2 separate regions of the Mus musculus genome follow, and region 2 is linked to region 1. A link is a loop called in an ENCODE intact Hi-C map of the cell type or tissue named here. Cell type or tissue: heart. All regions are shown on one strand.

Region 1 (8,000 bases):
ATTTGTTCTATGAAGCCACAATGACTCTGATACGTGAACCACACAAAACCCAACAAAGAAAACTTCAGATCAATTTCCTTTAAGATTATCGATGCAAAAATACTCAATAAATTTCTCAAAAACAGAATCTAAGAACACAACAAAATGTTCATCCATCACAATCATTTAGGCTTCATCCAAAGATAAAGAGATGCAGGGATGGTTCAATATATCTATGTAATCCATTTATATAAACATACTCAAAGACAAAAACCACATGATCATCACATTAGATGCTGAGAAAGATTTTAACAAAATCTAACACCTATTAATGACAAAAGTCTTGGAAAGATCAGGAATTCAAGGCCCACATCTAAACATAGAAAAAGCAATACCCCTCAAACCAGTAGCCAACATCAAACTAAATGGAGAGAAACTTGAAGCAATCTCACTAAAATAAGGGACTAGAAAATGCTGCCCACTCTCTCCCTACCTATTCAATATAGTACTTGATGTCCTAGTCAGAGCAATTAGACAACAAAAGGAGATCAAAGGAATAAAAATTGGAAAGGAAAAAAAATCAAAATATCACTATTTGCAGATGATATTATAGTATATATAAGTAACCCTTAAAATTCCACCAGAGAACTCTTAAACCTGATAAGTAACTTCATCAAAGTGGCTGGATAGTAAATGAACTCAAACAAATCAGTGGCCTTTCTCTCCACAAAGGATAAATAGGCTGAGAAAGAAGTTAGGGAAATAGTACCCTTCAAATTAGTCACAAATAATATAAAATACCTTGGAGTGACTCTAAGCAAGTGAAAGGTCTGTATGATAAGAACTTCAAGTCTCTGAAGAAAGAAATCAAAGAAGACTTCAGAAGATGGACAGATCTCCCATGCTCATAGATTGGCAGTATTAATATAGTAAAAATGGCTATCTTGCAGAAAGCAATCTACAGACTCAATGCAATCCCCATCAAAATTCCAACTCAATTCTCCACGGAGTTAGAAATGCAATTTGCAAATTCATCTGGAATAACCAAAACCCAGGATAGCAAAAACTATTCTCAATACTAAAAGAACTTCTGGTGGAATCACCATCCCCAACCTCAGGCTGTAATACAGAGCAATTGTGATAAAAACTGCATGGTACTGGTACAGGAACTGACAGGTAGATCAATGGAATAGAATTGAAGACCCAGAAATGAAGGCACACACCTATGGTCACATAATACTTGACAAAGGAGCTAAAACCATTCAGTAGGAAGAAGACATCATTTTCAACAAATGATGCTGGCTCAACTGACCATTATCATGTAGAAAAATGCAAATTGATCCATTCATACCTCCTTGTACAAAGCTCAAGTCTAAGTGTATCAAGGAACTCCACATAAGACCAGAGATACTGAAAGTCATAGAGGAAAAAGTAGGGAAAAGCCTCAAAGATATGGGCACAGGGGAAAAATTCATGAACAGAACAGCCATGGCTTATGCTGTAAGATCAAGAATCAACAAATGGAACCTCATAAAATTGCAAAGCATCTGTAATGCAAAGGACACTGTCGATAAGACAAAATGGCAATCAACAGATTGGGAAAAGATCTTTAACGAATTCTAAATCCGATAGGGGGCTAATATCCAAAATATATGTATGAAGAAATCTAGAAGTTGGACTCTGGAAAACCAAAAACCCTATTAAAAATGTGGTGCAGAACTAAACAAAGCATTCTCAACTGAGGGATACCAAATAGCTGAGAAGCACCTAAAGAATTATTCAACATCCTTAGTCATCAGGGAAATGCAAATCAATACAACCTGAGATTCCACCTTCACACCAGTGGAATTAAGATCAAAAACTCAGGTGACAGCAGATGCTGGTGAGGATGTGGAGAAAGAGGAACACTCCTCCATTGTTGGTGGGATTGCAAGCTTGTACAACCACTCTGGAAATCAGTTTGACAGTTCCTCAGAAAATTGGACATAGTTCTGCCAGAATATCCAGCAATACCACTCCTATGCATATACCCAGAAGATTCTACAACTGGTAAAAAGAACACATGCCCAACTATGTTCATAGCAGCCTTTTTTTTTAAATACAAGAAGCTGGAAAGAACCCAGATATCCTTCAACAGAGGAATGAATACAGAAAATGTGGTACATTTACACAATGGAGTACTACTCAGCTATTAAAAACAATAAATTCATTAAAATCTTAGAAAAAATGGATGAATCTGGAGGATATCATCCTAAGTGAGGTAACCCAGTCATAAACAAACACACATGATATCCACTCACTGATAAGTATATATTAGCCCAGAAGCTCACAATACCCAAGATACAATTTGCAAAATATATGAAACTCAAGAAGAAGGAAGACCAAAGTGTGGATACCTTGCTCTTTCTTAGAATGGGGATCAATATATCCATGCAAGGAGTTACAGAGACAAAGTATGGAGCAGAGACTGATGGATTGACCATCCAGAAACTGCCCCACTTAGGAATCCATACCATAAACAACCATCAAACCCAGACACTATGGCAGATGCCAACAAGAGCTTGCTGATACAGCTGTCTCCTGAGAGGCTCCCCTGGTGCCTGACTAATACAGAAGTGGATGCTCACATCCATTAGATGGATCATAGGATAACCAATGAAGGAGCTAGAGAAAGTACCCAAGGAGCTGAAGTGGTTTGCAGACCTCTAGGAGGAACAACAATATGAATTAACCAGTAATCCCGGAGCTCCCTGGGACTAAACCACCAATCAAAGAAAACACATGGAGGGACTTGTAGCTCTAGCTGCATATGTAGCAGAGGATGGCCTAGTAGGTCATCAATAGCCTGTGAAGGTTCTGTGCCCAATGTAGGGGAATTCCTGGACCAGGGAGCTGGAGTGAGTGGGTTGGGCAGCAGGCAGAGGGGGAAGAGAATAAGGGATTTTCAGAGGGGAAACTAGGAAAGGGAAACTATTTGAAATGTAAATAAAGAAATCATCTAATAAAAAGTACACATATATTAAAATAGTATTAATATCTTTCACAAATTCATACATAAACCATTACAAATGCATTGCTCTTCTTTATGAAAGTTATCATTCTCACATAGTGAGAAAGATCTATGGTCATTCTCAGAGCAGAGCAGATCAAAGCATCTGTGATTTCATTTTGTCCTGGAACCTTCTCCCTGAGTCCAACTTTAGAGTGCATAGCATCCTGTATCATCCTGCTTAGTTTCCTCGGTCAATCCCTCTGTGGATACACAGCGCCACAGGGGCATGACAAAACAATAGGCAATATTTTTAGTTCTCATTGTCCCTTGCCAGCTCTGTACTCTTAGAGTAGAGAGACAATTTTATTATCTGAGGAAAAACATAAAATATCAAGTCATAAAACTTTTAGCTGGGACACCAGAGACATGTGAAATAATTTGTCATGCTTTCAGGAAAACCAAATTTACTTGAATGTTTAAATAATTATGGCCACTAATTACAGGAAAAAGGAAGCTGTGTGCAAAATCAGAACAAAATGTGACATTTTATGGAATAGTAAGAATGCAGAATTGAAATATAAAAAATCTAACACACTAGGCATTTGGTAGATTTCAGCTTATAGTTTCTTATATGTTTTACAGTTCAGATTTATTTTCACAAAAGTGATAGCAGCCTTTTCATCCAGGTATGTGATAGACTCAAATTTACCCTCAATTGTTTCTGCCAGTGATCATACAAGAAAACTTTGAGAATCACTGACAGAGTAACTTGTGATAGTATGGGGACATAATATGTCCAGGAACAGTTACTATAAATGTTATCTTGGTCCACACCACACAATAGAAATAGAAGTGTCTGTCTTTACATTTGAAATAAGTATCTTTAACATCTGTTCTCAATAGCACAAAACACCCCTCCTGGCATGTCTTGGATGATCAGTGTATGTCTGGGATTGATTTCTACCCAGTGCATCCAAAAATGCATATGAATCTTTTCAGATATGCTGCCTACAAAGACATATTACAAATACTTGTAACATAGTATTTCCTCTCCCGTCCACACCCAAATGAAAATAGTCTCGATTGTCTTTGCTTTGAATTTGCATCCAAAATGATATCACTCAGTAAAAACTTGGAAGTGAATTCAGCCAAAACTTCAGCTATGTTATGTCCATACCTGAACCTGTAACAAAGACCTTAAGAAGGCTCCCTTTTGCCTATGTCAACCCTTTTACGGAACAGGAAGGATTGCTACAGGAAGCCAAACTTTCTTCCTGATAGATATGCTTATTCACCAACTTAAAGCCCTTTGCAAGTAGTTAATAATTGTAGCTTTTTTTTCATAGTACAGAGGATGCTTGATAGTATTTTTTTCTATATAACAACTCTACTTTTTGGTTATTTATTTATTTATTTATTTATTTATTTATTTTACACTCCAGATTTTATTCCCCATCCCCAGGTGGCTATTTATTTATTTATTTATTTATTTATTTAACACTCCAGATTTTATTTCCCATCCCCAGGTCCACACTCTGACTGTTCCACATTTGATACTTCCTCCCCACCCCCAATCTCCACAAGGATGTCCCCACCCCACCCCACCCAACCAGACCTCTAAACTCCCTGGGTCCTCTAGTCTCTTATGGTTATGTGCATCTTCTCTTACTGAACCCAGGCCTGGCAGCCCTCTGCTGTATATGTGTTTGGGTCTTTAGATCAGCTGGTGTATGCTGCCTGGTTGGTAATCCAGTATTTGAAAGATCTTGGAGGCCAAGTTTAATTAATAGTATTTAATGTGAGTGCCATTGTAGTTTAAATTTGGGTAAGTAAAGAGTCATTAAAAAACAAGTCTCCAATAACTGAGGAGAAAGTTTTGTGTGGTAAAAGCTTGTGTTTATATCGTATAAAGATAATGCATATCAGTGAAGCTGATAGACCTTTCCCTCTAGAAAACAAACAAACAACAAACAATGAATATGAAACTTTTTGTTACCTGTTTTTTTTTTTTTCTGAATGGAAAGTTTGAAAAATGCCTGCATGAAATGATGGGTGTTCTGAACTGAGACTCTAGTCATAGGCATTTATTATAAGCTCCATGACTTGTCTCCCTTGATTTGAGTACCACTATGAGTTTATGTCCCCAAACACAGAACCATTCATTAAACAAATTATATGTATGAGAGAACCCATTGGGGAGAAGTTTAGAATTGTTGGTCAGTGACATCCCAATGATTCCCCAATACAAAAGGCTAGTGTTCATGTTTTTTTTGTTATCTTCCAGAACACATTAGGAAGACTTTATTTCAGCTAAGAGCAGTCCTTGTTATTGAACAGGCCATTCTTGGTATCACTATCAGGCGAAGAATATGCTGAAGAGATAGAGGAGCCCAGGAAAGGACATATTTCTATGATTCTGCAAAATGAACATACTGCTATAATAATGCTTAATAAGTTATCATTATACCCATAGATTAAAACATTTCTCAATTCTCACCAGAGTAGCTCCGGCTTGTAGTGAATGACAGTCAACACAAAGACTGGCTAAAGTGCAGAGAATAGAAAAGTAGAGAACATTCAACTAATATGGAACATACAAGTCATACCCACTCCTCCAAAGACTCATGGATCATTTTGAAAGAAAAAATCAATAAGTGTGTAAGATTCTGAGACAATGGATTGTTCCAAGGAAAAGCTGTCTTATACACAGAGCAAGACAGTTGCACACAGGGACTCATAGCAAATGTCACTCTATGTACAAGACCCTGTAGAAGCAAAAACCAGATGAAACCTCAGAAAAAAAAGAAAAGAGGGAGTAAAGCATAAAGTCCCACCTTTCACTCAAGACCTATTGACATCCTTAGCTTCTGGGAGAGGAAGGGTTAATACTCTAAAAATGTTGCCTCTGATAGCTAGAACAGATTCCAGTGGAAGGCAAATATTCAAGAATATTTCAGCAGCTCAGGCTGTCTTTGATGCAAAGGAGGGCAGAGAACTTGCTGACAACAAAGAGGGATGGATCTAGGATGAGGTGTGGATGTAGAGAATGGATTATTCTAAAAGACCTAGCATGATATTCTTAAAACTAATGACAACAACAACAGCAACAAAACAAATAAGCATAAACCTGTTTAGCAGGGTGATTGCCATCTGAGCCAACTGCTAAAACTTAAGCACATGACCCGTTCTTTTTTGTTTATTTGTTTCACCTTTTTAATTAGATACTTTCCTTATTTACATTTCAAATGTTATCCCCTTTCCCGGAAACCTCCTATCCCATCTCCTCTTCCCCCTTCAATGACTTTGTTCCCTGATTCACCTACCCACTCCTGCTTCCCAGTCCTGGCATTACACTACACTCTGGCATCCAGTCTCTCCACAGGATCAATGGCCTCACTTCCCATTGATGCCTGAAAAGGCCCTCCTCTGCTACATGTGCGACTGGAGCCATCCAAGAATACTCTTTGGTTGGTGGTTTAATCCCTGGGAGCTCTGGGGTGTCTGGTAGGTTGATGTTGTTGCAAACCCCTTCAGCTCGTTCAGTCCTTTCTCTAACTTGTCCATTGTAGGACCCCATGCTCAATCCAATGGTTGGCTATGACCAACCACTCTGTATTTGTCAGGTTCTGGCAGAGCCTCTCAAGAGACAGCTATATCAGACTCCTGTCATCAAGCACCTCTTGGCATCTGCAATAGTGTTTGTGTTTGATTGCTGTATATAAGATAGATCCCCACGTGGGGCAGTCTCTGGATGGCCTTTCCTTCAGTCTCTACCCTACACTTTATCTCTGTGCTTCCTCCCATGAGTATTTTATTCCTCCTTCTAAGATGGACCTAAGCATCCACACTTTGGTCTTTCTTCTTGAGCTTCCTGTGGTTTGTGAATTGTATTTTGGGTATTCTGAGCATTTGGGTTAATATCCACTTATCATTGAATTAATACTAAGTGTGTTTTTCTGTGACTGGGTTACCTTATTCAGGATGATATTTTCTAGTTCCATCCATTTGCCTAAGAGGTCCATGAAGTCCCTATTTTAATAGCTGAGTAGTACTCCATTGTGTAAATGTACCACATTTTCTGTATTCATTCTTCTGTTGAAGGACATCTGGGTTCTTTCCAGCTTCTGGCTATTATAAGGCTGCTAAGGACATAGTAGAGCTCTTGTCTTTATTACATGTTGGGACATCTTTTGTGTATATGACTAGGAATGGTATAGCTGGCTCCTCACATAAAACTATATCCAATTTTCTGAGAAACTGCCAAACTGATGTCCAGAGTAGTTGTACCAGCTTGCAATCCCACCAACAATGGAGGAGTGTTTCTCTTTCTCTACATCCTCACCAGCATCTGCTGTTGACTGAATTTTTTATCTTAGCCATTCTGACTGGTGTGAGGTAGTATCTCAGGGTTGTTTTGATTTGAATTTTCCTGATGACTAAGGATGTTGGACATTTCTTTAGGTGCTTCTCAGCCATTTTGTATTCCTCAGTTGAGGATTCTTTGTTTAGTTCTGTACCCTATTTTAAAATGGGGTTATTTGATTGTCTGGATTCTAATTTGTTGAGTTCTTTGTATATATTGGATATTAGCGCTTTATCAGATGTAGGCTTGTTAAAGATCTTTCCCCGTCTGTTGGTTGGTGTTTTGTCCTATTAACAGTGTTTCTTGCCTTACAGGATGTTTGAAATTTTAAGATGTTCCATTTATCAATTCTTAATCTTAGAGCAAAAGCCATGGAATTCTGTTCAGGATATTTTCTTCTCTGTCCACGTGTTCCAGGCTATTCCCCACTTTCTCTTCTTTTAGTTTCAGTGTATCTGATTTTATGTGGAGGTCCTTGATATACGTGGACTTGAGCTTTGTGCAAGGAGATAAAAATAGATTGATTTGCATTCTTCTACATACTAACTGCCAGTTGAGCCACCACCATTCTTGAAAATGCTGACTTTTTTCCACTTGATGGTTTTAGCTCCTTTGTTAAATATCAAGTGACCATAGGTGTGTGGGTTCATTTCTATTGCTTCAATT
Region 2 (8,000 bases), 300 kb after region 1:
ATCAGTAAATACATTAATTTTTTATAAAAAGATCATTTTGTCTCCTTTCAGGTCTTTTTAAATATATACATTTTCTTAATTATTGACAATATAATATAATTTATTTTCTCCTTTTCTTCCCTCCAAACTCTTCCATATTCTCATCCCTTCTTTTAAATCCATGACCACTCTTGTCACTAATTGATGTTGCAATGTTGCTCCTTTGATTCTAAATTGTGACTTGCTGACATTTTATCTCTCCATTTACTCTTTCAAACAGGTGAGCATGGTAATAGTATTTACCTATCAGAGTTACCGTGGAAAATAAATCCCTCAATATTAACATGTGGTACAATGTCAGCCTCTGATCAATGTTCACTATTCCCATTATTATATGTAGCCCCATAATCAAACTAAATTTGTCTATATAATTTTCTGCTTCATTAAAATAAGTTCAAATCTTTAGAATGACAGACATATAAATGTACTGGTAAATTTAACCTTTATTAGACTCACAATGGTGCTGCTAAAAATAAATCTAAATGGTATAACAGCTGTTGGTATTCTGAACTGTCCCGAGTTACCATCAAGTTGGTTTTAGCAAATGGACCTAAATTATTGTGCCTTCTGCATTCATGAGTGCCAATTTAAGAAAATGTCATGTCAAAGATGAATGCTGTCAGAATGAGGTGGGAATAAAAGAAATGCCACAAGTCTGAGGAATCTATGTTGGACAATTTCCATAATAATCATCAAATGCTTCCTGAGCCAAATCAGCAGGCAACCATTCTGTCCATCTTTTCAGTGCTCCTTCAACCAGGCATGGCCTAGTATGGAAAGAGCAGAGAAAGCACAAACTGAGAATCACCCACAGCTTCTTGTCTCCAGAACTAATGTGTAAGTACAATCATCTAATTTATAAATTAAACAAAATTACCTTGTTTGGAAATTAAAGTATTTTATTCACAACTAATTAACGGAAATATATTGGAAAAAGTAAGACTTAGGAGAGACCTTGCCTCTGGATGCAATTTGGGCTGGTTAGTAAGGAACTCCAGCTTCCTATACACACACAAAAAACTATCAAATTATTTCTACCCAGGAGAAATCAGTTACTTAACTTTCTTCCTAATATTCAATATCCTACAAATCTGACCTTAGTTCCATCACCACTACACAAGGCACACTTGCTTTTGTTCTAAAGAGCATACACATGATGATAGTAATATTCTAAATGTACAGATGTATGTTGTATCATTATATGTATATGTTATATACATACTATATGGATTAAATTTCACCATGTATTATATATAAACACAACCATAGAATTTGCATTCTAAAATAATAATCAGAGATAAAATATCATTGAGTTCTTATTCTGTTTTTTTTGTTTGCATTTAAATTTAATTTTGCTAATGCTCAATAGCTGCTCTTAACATAACCACTAGATTTGTGAATAAGAATCATCATGATACAAGTGCTTATCCTAGGACAATTGGTCTGATATGTGATCTTCTATGTTCCAGATTACTGTTGTAATCTGAGCAATTACTTTATCAGAATTACCTATTTGCACATCTCATTTCTGTTTTATAATTTGAGACTCAGTAATAATACATATTTACTTTGCATTATATTCATTCACATACTTAGAAGAATGGGCTTGACTTTCCTGGGAAAGCTTTTTTCTGTGTCCATAAGGCAAGTCCTTAGCTTTTTATAATTAAATCTTGATAACCTAGGACACATTTTTATTTCTTTTTCTTCTTTTATTTTATTTATTTATTTTTATTACTTGTTTGTTATAGAATCTGTCAGTAAATCTCTTTATAAAGACACTCATATTCCTTGTAACATAATTTATTTAGATCTATAATTTAGTCAGTCCTTAAGTGCATACGATTCATATCTGCTCCTCTTTTCCTTCTATAAGTTAATCCCTGGCAGTACAACCCAATGACCAAGCTGATGATATAAAGTGATGAAGAGCTGAGCAGAATTTAAATTGTTCATTCAATTGGCATATACACTGAAGGTGACAGTAATTTTCATAATTTTATGTATATACAGCTTTATGACCTATCCTTCACAGAAAACATCCCATTTGCCATGGATTTTGCTAGAGGAAGTGATCTAAGAACTTTCTCCATACATTGTAAACAGTTAAAAAAATTAACCAATGGCATTTCATGACCTGTGACTACTATAAGGTACCCAGTATTCAGTTTCTGTAAAGATTTTGTACAGCACAGCATCTCTCATGGTCTCATGAATTATCTAACACTTGTCTCGTGCTCCAAGCACAAAGCTGAACAATTGTCACAGTGAAGACACAACTTATGCATCCTAAATATTTACCATCTGAGCCTACATAGAACACCTTTATAGACATTAATGTAAAGGCTACTGAAACTGAATTAAAGTAAAACCAAGTCCTTGATTTATGACATACTAGAGATATAAATTCTTGTTGATCTTCGTGGAAGTGAGACCCATCAGATAAAATACACATTAAGTAACAAATAAATTGGGAGACTAGGTATAAAAGTTTATGGTTAAAAGACAATAAAAAGTATAAAACAGACGCTGACATTCAATTTGATGTGTGTGTCCATTTGTGTCAGTTCATCTAAACAATGGTAATTTGGTCAAGATTTTCTGCAAAATAATATTTAATGAAATTTACTGCTTGCATGCTAGGAAAAAAATCTAAAAGGGAAATCTTTTATGTTAGCAGTTTTAAATCAGTGATTCAACTAAGCAAAATTATTGCTATCCTGATCTTTACAAAGAATCTGAAATTTATGGAGTGAAATGTATATAAAGGTTAGCCTCACCTTTTCACTTCAGGCATGATGACAGATATATGTGTTCCTGTAGCCAGTGTGGGGGGCATTTTTAATATATGCACATAAATGCACATGAAGACGAGTACCAAAAGACCTTACTTGTCCCCGATGCCTCTATAATTTCTCAGATTAGTAAAACTGTCAGTTTTCAAGTGACCAGATTGGAAATAAATCACTGGAAGTTTCACTTTTTAGCAGATGGCTAAGGAGGCGCATGCGTGTCTTTAAGAGGATAAAGAACTCAATGTGTAGACAATTGAAGGAAGCTCCTGGACGCCTGGATGTGGACACTTGGGGGCCTGCTAGCAAGAAGCAGACAGACATCCTGGCCTTCCTGGCACAGTCATGGCCTTTCCTATGACATTACACTTTGTATAATGATGGCACATTTGTCAAAGTGCCAAGCTCCCAGCCCAGGACTGCCTGTCTACTCTGAACAAAGGGAAGCACCCGGGGCATGCCTTTTTAAATAGCCTGGCTGGCTCCTGAGGTGGCTTGTGACCAGGGAGGGTGTGGATGACATTGCCTTTGATGTCAGTCCTTGTGATGGTAATGGGGTCACCAAGTTAGCAAAGGAGAGCATGAAGAAAAATCCTTCAGGATTTGCTATGTAGGCAGGCAAAATTTTAGGGTTAAGGACTCATCAGTGGGTCAGAAGTGACCCCTAGTGGAGTTAAATTAATCTTTCTAGATATGTGGTGTGTGTGTGTGTGTGTGTGTGTGTGTGTGTGTGTGTGTGTGTACGCGCACGCGCACTACTGCTACATGAAGACAAGACAAAAACAATACAAGTGAAGAAAACTAAATTTAAAATATCGAAGAGTAACACTGACAGATAAAGAGAATACAAGAGAGACAGCAAGTAAGCAAAGGACTTAAATGAAAGGTTAAAAACAATTGTTTTGTCTGGGACTTTGCCTTAAAGAAGCTGGTATTGACAAAGTGATATTAATAAGATTTTAAGTCTTTCCAGTTTCATCTTACCCAAAAGCCAGCCTCAATGAAAGTCATATACCTCTGAGTAGCCTTCAGACCTTCATGTGTCCCAGAGGTGTCATTCTTTCTTTCCCAATTCTAATTTGTCTCTTTGCTCATTGGTGGTACTGACTGCTTTTAACTTCTCTTTCTTCTTGTTCTTGTATCTTAATTATTTGTGCTTCACCAGCTTGGATTAACCTTCAACTTTGTCCTTTTTATTTAGTCTTAACTCAGAAACACCGATTTAGAGAGTCATCATCTATCCACTCAAGTCATCCTTCCATACTGTAAGCCCTGAGCTCTGTTGCATTTAGTCTATGTACTTTATTTGTTTAAGAGTCTCGTGTAGGTTGGGATCTGTATACTTAAGTTATGAACAGTACCACAATTAGTGAGTTGGATGGTTTTAAAATTGATAAGTTTCCAGAATAGACTACCCTGGCATTACCAGAACTAGGAAGGCTAAGATGAATTATCTTGGCACCAAAGATCTGATGTCTTACACTAAATCAGAGCTGTGAACTCTTTGACTACATGGCATGAATGAGCTTAACCACTGGGCTTCCTAGTCACTTCTAGACTGTCAAACTGAATGTATAAAAATCTCTTTAAGATCTTTAGAAGAAAAGATATATAACACTATTTTAAACAATGGACCTGCAGTTCAATTACTTTTCTATGTCTATAATAAAAATAGACCTCAGGGTGAGTAGCCTACAATAACAGACTTTTGCTGTCTCACAATTTTCCAGATCAGAAGGTTCAAATGATCAGTGACATTGATAACTTCTGAGATTTACCAGGAAAATGGATCCATCCTTTCCCATAGGTTCTAGCTGTCTAGTGGCTACTGTGGGGACTCCTTGAATTTTCTGTATTGAAGCAATGTCTAGTACCTGCCTCAGGTGCAATTTCATATACATGTATGTGTATATGTATTGTATTTACATACACACACAAATTATATATATTTATTTATATAAACAATATATATATATTTATATTATATATATAAATATATATATAAGACTAAATAATATATATATATTGTTAACTCCAAATGATGTGTTATGTTAGTATCTATGCAAACCAGCTCATCTTTGTTTGAAAACTATCATTTATTGAATATCTAATCCCAAAAATTTTATATTCTGAGACAACAGGCAGTTATGATTTCAGCATGAGTTTTAGGAAGGCATAAAACACCTAGTATGTAACGGCATAATCTCAGATACTCTGTAGGATGAATTAGGAAAGAAGGAAGGACAATTTTAACACAAAGAGATATTCCCTATGAAATTTTCCATTCTGAGCATCACCTCTCCTTAAAAAGATCATTTATTGAATTATAACACTCCACTTTTATGCAAAATTCCCTTTATACCTTAGCAATGCATAGAGTTGCATGATTTCATTGACACCCTGTTCTCTACCACATACTGTGTTTAGGCAAGAGAATTAATCCAGGGACAAAAAATAATTAGTAGTCAAGAAGAATGCAGAGCATGCACACCATTTCCATCCATTTAAAAGTATAAATTCTATTGATATTTTTGGATTATGATGATGGTATGAACAATGTGTTTTCAGCAAGATAGTGGGCAATGAGTGGTATTCAGAATGCAACTCAGGTACTAATGCAGAAGGTGAAAAAGAGTAATAAATCAAAGTGTGATGTTAGGAAAATGTATGGAGCCATTGAGAAATATGCTTCTGGTTATCTCCAAAAGTAACAAGTATAACGTTCTCAGTGATCTATAGGGTTTATGTCACAGCAGAACAACTTGGAACACTCTTGTCTAGAACACCATGTTGACCACATTTGTATGCCTTGTCTGAGACTCCCAGGGCATCCTTTCCAAGGCTAATGCTGGCTGAGTTGTATGATTGGACTTTTCCTCGTTCTTCTGTTTACTAAAAGCCTTTTCATCTCTTAATGTGTATTATATCTAAGATCTATTCCTTCCTTCCATGGGAGGTAGCAAAATGTAATCATGTTGAGAGATACTGTTTGCTAAAATATAACTTGTATCATAGACCTGTTTTATCCGGCATACTGCACAGTGAAAGCTCACGAGGCTCAGAGTCATTTGTCTCTGTAGAGCCTTTGGAGGTTTACATAAGCTGTCTCTGGGTCACAAAGCAACAAAGAATACACTTCTGGGTTATTTTAGATATATTTCAAACTCCCAAGAGGCAAGCAACTGTGCTGTACTTACAGAAGATAATCGGCAAAGGCCTGTACAGTATTTTAAAACTGGAGGATGTCAGAGATGGGTATGTATGAAAAATTGTTCACTCTGAGCTCCTCAAATCCCACAGTGGTAAACATATGAATGAAGCAAAGCACTGGCCTGAGGCAAGAAATCTTAATATTGCTATTCACTGCTTGGGCACAAGAGACCTGTCATTTAATATCTCCACAGGCTATAGCTCCATCCATGAATTGGACAGTCTGAAGCATACTGGATTTTCCAAATTTTTCACTACTAGCAATCTTGTATATTTTTCCTGTGCCTCTCCAACTGGTATCAAAATTGGAAATGTATGCTACTAAATTATACATATTCATTACTTGTTGATCATTATGCCATGTATCTCTTCTATTTTTATAAAGACGTATAGCCAGGAACAAGATACATATTAAACACAGAGTTGCAGAAAGGAATATTACTGTGTAGAATTCAAACTTCTCAGAATAACAGCTCCTATGCTGATTTATATTACTGTCAGACTTCTAGAAATACTGCAGGTTCCTGTGCCACCATGCCTTTCAGAGCTAGATAAAAATTTCTAAATGTGGGATATGACTATGGCAGTTCTTCAGAGCTCCTATTTCCCATTATTTTTACTAGGTTAGGATAAATGTCTGTCACCTCTCTCCACACCCCCATGGATAGCACCCACTCCTAATACCCCAAGTTCTAATATTAATTGATGCCTTGTTGTTCAGAGCTAGCATTAGATTTCAAGAGTTGAAGGAACCCCCTTTAAGGTACAATTAGAACTTCTGGTCACAGAGTGTATATTGAGCATCCTAAATGTAGTATAAAAAACTCCAGTTTCTTACTTTTAAAGTTAATGCTTTGGAATAAAGCATTTAACATATAATTCCTGTCATTCATCTTTAAATGAAATTATCTGAATTTTCTTTATCATTATTCATGATAAAAAGCAGCAATTACAGAGGGGACTACAGTAGTAAAATAAACGGGCTCTGTCCTTTGTTCTTAGGGAGTTCGTAATCTACAGATATTTGTAGGTGATTTATGTTAAGAAATATAACATAACATTATATTTACAATATAATATAACGTTATGTTATATTAGGAAACCAACAAAAAATGAAAATAAGGTACAGAGTAGAACAAACACTCTAATGTAAAGCAACCATGGTAGGAAGATGTTACAAAGGATAGATGGAGAGGAAAAGGAATGCAAGGAGGAAGGTGGAGACAAACCAGGAGAAACTTGAGTTACTAGTGGGCCTGTTCTAGAAGCAGTGCCATATGGCTTTAATAAGTCCAGACAATGCCACCTCTGCACGGTTTGTCAAGGCTAGTGTTTCCAAAGATGTGGTTGTTGCTCCTTATCTATGGGGATAGTTTATGTGATCCCCTTCAATTCTCAGACCTTAAGTTGCCCAATTAACTCATTTAAGATGGCTGCCTTTGCAGAAAACTATAAAACAATTTCCCACATTAAAAATAATCTGCTGATTACTTTAAAGCCAAATATAATGTAAATAGTTGATATATGTGTTATATAGGAAATAATGGCAAAAAAATCTGTGAATGTTCATTCTAGACAGAGTAGAGTGTATTTATTCTATTTTGATCCGTGGGTGTTTGGGTCTATAGATACAGAAGCCAGGGATACAGTGAGCCAACAAGACATCTTAAAACATTTAAATATTATCCTCACATCCCGTGCTTGGTGGTAGCTGCCCTCTGAGAAGCAGTATGGTGCAGGGGATGTCGATCATCCACTGGGTCTTTAGAGAACACACTGCCAAGAGAGTGGTTCAATTAAGAAAATAAATTCAGGTGTTTCATGAAATAAACACCCTTTCACTGCAATTTGCTCAATGAACATTCATCATGGAGTAAAAATCCCCCTGGAAGTTTTATCCACCATACAGATTCAACCACAACCTCTGACTGTTTATGTTATAAATCTAGTGAAGGCAAG

The links. A loop is a pair of places that touch in the nucleus more often than their neighbours do. Peaks named below come from ENCODE experiments on the same cell type or tissue, not always from the same donor. Only the 100,000 strongest peaks of a DNase experiment are listed, where the experiment ranks them.
Region 2: a loop joins it to region 1, with 2.4 times the contacts of the local background. A loop is called at or near these places in 2 of 42 quality-filtered maps.

What each region holds. Positions count from the first base shown.
Region 1 is chr12:94,484,160-94,492,159 of GRCm38, reverse strand. No RefSeq gene overlaps it. Among named protein-coding and RNA genes, the nearest start is that of Mir8099-2, 560 kb to the right of the region's middle. In heart, a CTCF peak has its summit at 3,238; a DNase peak (open chromatin) is centred at 3,239.
Region 2 is chr12:94,186,202-94,194,201 of GRCm38, reverse strand. No RefSeq gene overlaps it. Among named protein-coding and RNA genes, the nearest start is that of Mir8099-2, 260 kb to the right of the region's middle. In heart, a CTCF peak has its summit at 3,471 (motif pointing left); a DNase peak (open chromatin) is centred at 3,211; H3K27ac peaks cover 627 bases.